2 separate regions of the Homo sapiens genome follow, and region 2 is linked to region 1. Evidence: chromatin loops called from intact Hi-C (ENCODE). Cell type or tissue: HCT116. All regions are shown on one strand. Links, peaks and the distances in the headings refer to the core of each region. The heading gives the core; the rest is flanking DNA. Region 1 overlaps XPO6 (exportin 6). Region 2 has its middle 6.3 kb from the start of XPO6.

Region 1 (2,914 bases), core at 203-2,702:
CAACTAAATGTTAAATTTCTAATGTTAGGGACCATGTTTTATACCTCTGTGTCCTACAGTGCCCAGCAGTATATTAAATATTTTAAAAATTGAGATAAAACTCACCATTTTAAAGTGCAATATTGACCGGCTTTTAGTATATTCTTGAGGTTGTGCAACCTTCACCGCTATCTAATTCCAGAACATTGTCATCACTATAAAAAGAAGCATCATACCCATTAGCAGTACCCTCCCCCACCCCGCCCCATTCTCCTCTCCCCCAATCCCTGGCATTCACTAATCTACTTAGTCTGTCTCTATGGATTTGCCTTTTTTGGAATTCTCATAAAAATGGAAGCATACAATATGTGATCTTTTGTGTCTGGCTTTTTCACTTAACATAATGCTTTCAAGATTTATTCAGGTTTTAATATGAAAAATTTGAGAATAAGATATTTTCAAAAGCCTTTGTGATCACCTTATGTTCCGGGTTCTGTACGGGTACAAAGAGGAAGAAAACACAGTTCCCACCCTCAGGTAATTTACACTTGAGTGGGGAGACACAAGTAAACAGTTAAAGATGTTTTAAGAGCTAAATAGAGGTATGTTTTATGTGCAGGAATTCCTGAAGGAGGTGACAGCTGAATGGAATTTTGAGCGACAGACAGGTGGCATTTAGTCTGGTGGAAAGGTGATGTTGAAATTGGGAGGAGGAGAGCAGGTCAGAGGTTGAGAGGGACACATGTAGAAGGAACAGCAGACAGTTGAGCATAGCAAGGCCGCGTCTGTCGGGTGAGCTGAAGCCTGGGTCAGGTGAGGCTAGATGAGGTCAGCAGAAGCCAGGATTTCCAGCCTGTTTCCTGCATGAGGAACGAAAAAGGATTGGTGGCAGGTTTGTGGGGAACGAAAAGTTGAGTTTGGGATATGCACGTAGCATTGTCCAGGAAGCAGGTGGACATGCAGGTCTGTTACTGCCTTGCCTTGTTTCTGAAGCCCCCATCGTGTGAGGCAGAGCTTGGTGTATATAGTCAAGGTGAGTTTGGGCCAAGAACAGGAGACTTGAGAGGCTTCAGAATATATTGAAGCCATAGCAGTGGATGAGTCACTCTAGCAGTGAGAGTGAAATGAGAGGAGAAGCAGGTCAGTCAGGGAACCTGGGGAAACGTGTGTTTAAATGACTCATGGGCAGAGGATGGAAGTAATAGTGAAAGGGATAGAATTGAGTTCAAAGAAACCAGAGAAAAGCCAGGAAAGAGTGGTGCTACCAGCTCAGAGAAGGGTTTAGGCAATGGCCTGTAATGCCACAGTGTGGTCAAGGAGGATGGGGATTAAGTGACCAGTGAGTGCATGCAGCAACCAGGTGACTCTGGCAAAGAGCAGTGCTGGAGGCAACAGTGGGGAGAGGCCACACCACAAGGCCACAGTGAAGCAGTGGAGAGCCAGAAGATAGCTGTGAAGTCGAGAGGCACAGCCGCTAGCTGGAGGAGGACATGGTCAAGAAAGGGATGTTCAAGTACTCATGTTTGATCAGAGGTATCAAGAAACTTTCTCTAAATATGATTTTTATATGCTGGACATTATTTCTCTTATAACTCTGTTTCTCCTTTCTTGGTAGGTATCTTGGAGACTGTCTGGGACAAACACAGTGTTACTGCTGCCACTCCACCACCATCCCCGACCTCAGGAGAAAGTGGTATGGTCTGCCTGCCAGCCAAGGCATTCTTCTTTTTAAATGTATTGGGGGCCAGGTGTGGTGATTTGCAACTGTAGTCCTCAGTACTGAGGAGGCTGAGGTGGGAGGATCACTAGAGGCCAAGAGTTTGAGACCAGCCTGGGCAACATAGTGAGACTCTATCTCTGTTTTTAAAAATTACATTAAAAAAATAGTCCTAGGTTGTTTCCCTCATTTTTTTATTTTTCCTGAATGTCATGGTTATGTGCTTGTGCTGAGATTGTTAGGAGCCTTTGGGCTTGAAACGTCTGCTTGTCCTTCTGTAGGGGTGGCAGGAGGTGGGCAGCAGCCTGCAGGAGAGGACATAGGAACAGGAATATTGAGTGCTTTCTTCCTCACTGGATTCATGTTGGCCAAGGCAGAGTGGAGACCTCTCTGCCTGCATAGTGGAGACCTCTCTGCCTGCATAGTGGAGACTATGCAGTAGTTAGCATTGAATCAACATTGGTTAAGAGTCATTTGGTAAAGCGGGGCATATTTGCAGAGGCTATTAAATAGTTTACTGGTTGCTAGTTATTGTCCACAGTTATGTTAATATCTGCTTCAAAATTCAGAGTGTAGTTCTTCTAAAGATGACTACTTTCAAGGATGGATGGAAAGAGGAAATTGCATCTGAACAGGAACTTTTAGTTTCTAAATGCTGCTGTTTACACTAAATGATCACAAATGCTTTTCCAGCAGAGTACATCCTGTGAATTGACACATATAGCTTCCTCTACTGTAAAGGTTGATGTGGCTAATGAGAAATATTTCCACATCTTCTCCTTTATTTCAAGGAGATAGGCTGTGGAAGTCAGACGTCTCTAAGCCCAAGCTGTTTTATGTAGCCTGTTGTTAGTATGTGGAAGCTGAAATTCTTACAGAGTTACTCTAGAATTGAAAAATCTATCTGGAAGTTTTGGGGAGTACTCATAGTGCACTAATTATTACAAATTTTCATTATCTTACTTGGATTAAAAATTATTAGAGAGCCATTTGTCATACTGCTTAGATTACAAACAATTATAGAGTTCTAGAGTGCATTATAAGCTCATAGGAAATGGAACTTTGTATTTGGTGGCAAACCTTTATTCTTTAGGTAGATATTTGAGGTGGCTCAGCAGATTTATATGTTGCGGTATCTGGAGATTAAAGAAACATTTGGAAATGATTCAGAGATTTGATTTTATGAGTGAACGAATGTCTTGGAGTATCCACAGTTAA
Region 2 (2,914 bases), core at 95-2,594, 52 kb before region 1:
CCTCAGCCTCCCAAGTAGCTGGGACTACAGGCATGCACCACCACAACTGGCTCAGTTTTGTATTTTTAGTAGAGACAGGGTTCTACCATGTTACCCAGGCCGGTCTCAAACTCCTGACCCAGGTGATCCACCCACACAGTTCTAAACACTTCTCATGCTTTGCCGTGGTCATGGTGGGCTGCCGGATCTTTTCCATGTGCTCCCCTGCTGTCACACTTTCCCTGTGCTGCCTGCCCTGTGCCCAGAAGTTCGACCTGTACGGATTACATCAGCAGGCTCCCTTGCTCCCTGGCTTACAGCTGGACTTATCCAATGTGGATCCCCCAGCAGGAGATTAGCAAGAGAGCAGACAGTGAGGTCAGCATGTTTATTTCACTGGCATTCTCCCCACAGCATCACCTTAGCTGGCTGCTTCCTTCAGCTGCTCTCACACAATTCTTCCTTTCCAGATTCTGGCCTCCATTCCTCCTCTTGTCCCTGCAGGCTTAGAAGTACTAATAATCATGCTGTTACTAGACCTCTTGTGTTGTGTTTTCCTTTGCAGGGTTTCCTTACATCCCACCCTTTAAAAATAGTCCCCTTGTCAGCTGGGCATGGTGGCTCACACCTGTAATCCCAACATTTTGGGAGGCCAAGGTGGGGGGATCACCTGAGGTCAGGAGTTCACGACTAGCCTGGCCAACACAGTGAAACCTCGTCTCTACTAAAAATACAAAAATTAGCCAGTCATGGTGGTGCATGCCTATAATCCTAGCTACTCAAAAGGCTAAGGCAGGAGAATCGCTTGCACCCAGGAGGCAGAGGTTGCAGTGAGCTGAGATCATGCCACTGTACTCCAGCCTGGGTGACAGAGCGAGACTCCGTCTCAAAAAAAAAAAAAAAAAAAGTCCCCTTGTCAACATTTCTTTTGTTTTTTTTTTGAGACAGAATCTTCCTCTCTCTTTCAGGCTGGAGTGCAGTGGTGCGATCTTGGCTCACTGCAACCTCTACCTCCCAGGTTCAAGTGATTCTCCTGCCTCAGCCATCTGAGTAGCTGGGACTACAGGCTCGTGCCACCACGCCTGGATAATTTTTGTGTTTTTAGTAGAGACAGGGTTTCGCCATGTTGGCCAGGCTGGCCTCGAACTCCTAACCTCAAGTGATCCACCCGCTTTGGCCTCCCAAAGTGCTGGGATTACAGGCGTGAGCCACCGTGCCCGGTTCCCTTGTCAATATTTTGAATCCTAATTTGGTTTTCCTGATAGAATTTAGCTGAAACAGGTACCTGCCCAGCCAACTAGGTACTAGTACTATTCCTATTTTATGGATGAGGAAACTGAGGTTACAAAGAGTTTAAATGACTTGCTCAAGGCCACACAGCTACGTAACAGGCTGAGTAAAAACCCAGAGAGTCTGGCTCTAGAGCTGCGAAGGCCTTCAAAGGCCTTGAATGCCAGGCTATGCAGACAGTGTGTTCCCATCACCTACAGAGGGTGCCAGACTCTCACCCTTTCTTCCTTCTGAGATCCTCACAGAGCTGTCGTGGGGCTCAGACAGATCTTGGCTATGGAGGCCAGGCACAGTGGCTCACCCTTGTAATCCCAGCATTTTGGGAGGCTGAGGCAGGAGGATTGCTTGAGCCTAGTTTTTTTTTTTTTTTTTTTTGAGACGAAGTCCTGCTCCTGTCCCCAGGGTGGAGTGCAATGGCGTGATCTTGGCTCACTGCAACCTCCACCTCCCAGGTTCAAGCAATTCTCCTGCCTCAGCCTCCCAAGTAGCTGGGATTACAGGTGCCTGCCACCACGCACAGCTAATTTTTGTATTTTTAGTAAAGACGGGGTTTCACCATGTTGGCCAGGCTGGTCTCGAACTCCTGACCTCAGGTGATCTGCCCACCTTGGCCTCCCAAAGTGCTGGGATTACAGGCGTGAGCTACCATGCCCGGTTGAGCCTAGGAGTTTGAGACCACCCTAGGGAGACCCTCGTCTCCCTAGTCATTAAAAAAAAAAAAATTAGCTGGGCACAGTGACTGTAGTCCCAGCTACTCGGGAGGCTGAGGTGGGAGGATCACTCGAGCCCAGGAGTTTGAAGCTACGTCAGTTATGATTGAGCCACTGCACTCCAGCCTGGGCAACAGAGCAAGACCCTGTCTCAAAACCAACAAACAAATGAAAAAAAAAATGAGAGCTCGAGAGAGAGAGAGATGTTGGCCATTGAAAGAGCTACTCTGGAGCTTGGTGGCACATGTGACCCAAGATTAGCCAATCAGGGCATCACACTCCCCAGGCCATGGTGACTGGTTCAGGAGTGGGCATGTGACCCAATCAAAGACAAAGGGTTTATTTTTCTACGACATTTGTAGGAGATGCATATGCCCTTCTCTCCACCAGGCTTCAACCTGGAAGAAGGGAAAGCCTAGATATGCCAGGGCCCATGAGGATAAATGACCCCCAGTCAAGGAAGCAGAACCAACGAACAGAGAGAAACTGAATTCTGTGATATTCACACCCTGAATCCACCATATCTGAAATTCATCCAAACCTTTGGATGGCGTTTTACGAGACAATACATTCTTTTTTTCTTCTTCAACTGTTAAGAGTCCAAACTTTAGGGTCCCCACCTTGTTACTTGCAATGAAACGGACACAGTGGAAGACAGCTTGGAGTAGGAAAAGGACTGAAGACTGCAGCAGCCAGGTGAACTTCTATTCGTCCATCAAGACCCAACCCAAAGGTTACCATCTTTGTTGCTTCCTCCCCATTTCCTCGTACGCTTAGGAAGTTCATACACACCTCACAATGTGCTGTAATTATTTGGGTGGCTGTTGCTGACCCAGACAGTGGACAATTTGCCTGATTCTTATTCACTTTAAATACTTCATTTTTAGCAAAAGGCCTGGCACAAAGCTAATACTAACTCACTGAAAGTTTGTTGA

Evidence for each region. Hi-C counts contacts between places; a loop is a spot of excess contacts. Peaks named below come from ENCODE experiments on the same cell type or tissue, not always from the same donor. Only the 100,000 strongest peaks of a DNase experiment are listed, where the experiment ranks them.
Region 2: it touches region 1 in a loop (7-fold over the local background); 19 of 110 quality-filtered maps call a loop at or near these places.

Annotation. Positions count from the first base shown.
Region 1 is chr16:28,165,266-28,168,179 of GRCh38, reverse strand. It overlaps XPO6 (exportin 6), which reads left to right. Exons shown (of 24, transcript NM_015171.4): 6 at 1,595-1,672. Among named protein-coding and RNA genes, the nearest start is that of XPO6, 45 kb to the left of the region's middle. In HCT116, for the core only: no CTCF peak of the experiment used is centred there; a DNase peak (open chromatin) is centred at 1,149; H3K27ac peaks cover 326 bases.
Region 2 is chr16:28,216,852-28,219,765 of GRCh38, reverse strand. No RefSeq gene overlaps it. Among named protein-coding and RNA genes, the nearest start is that of XPO6, 6.3 kb to the right of the region's middle. RefSeq lists an enhancer at 69-570. In HCT116, for the core only: a CTCF peak has its summit at 1,462 (motif pointing right); a DNase peak (open chromatin) is centred at 1,445.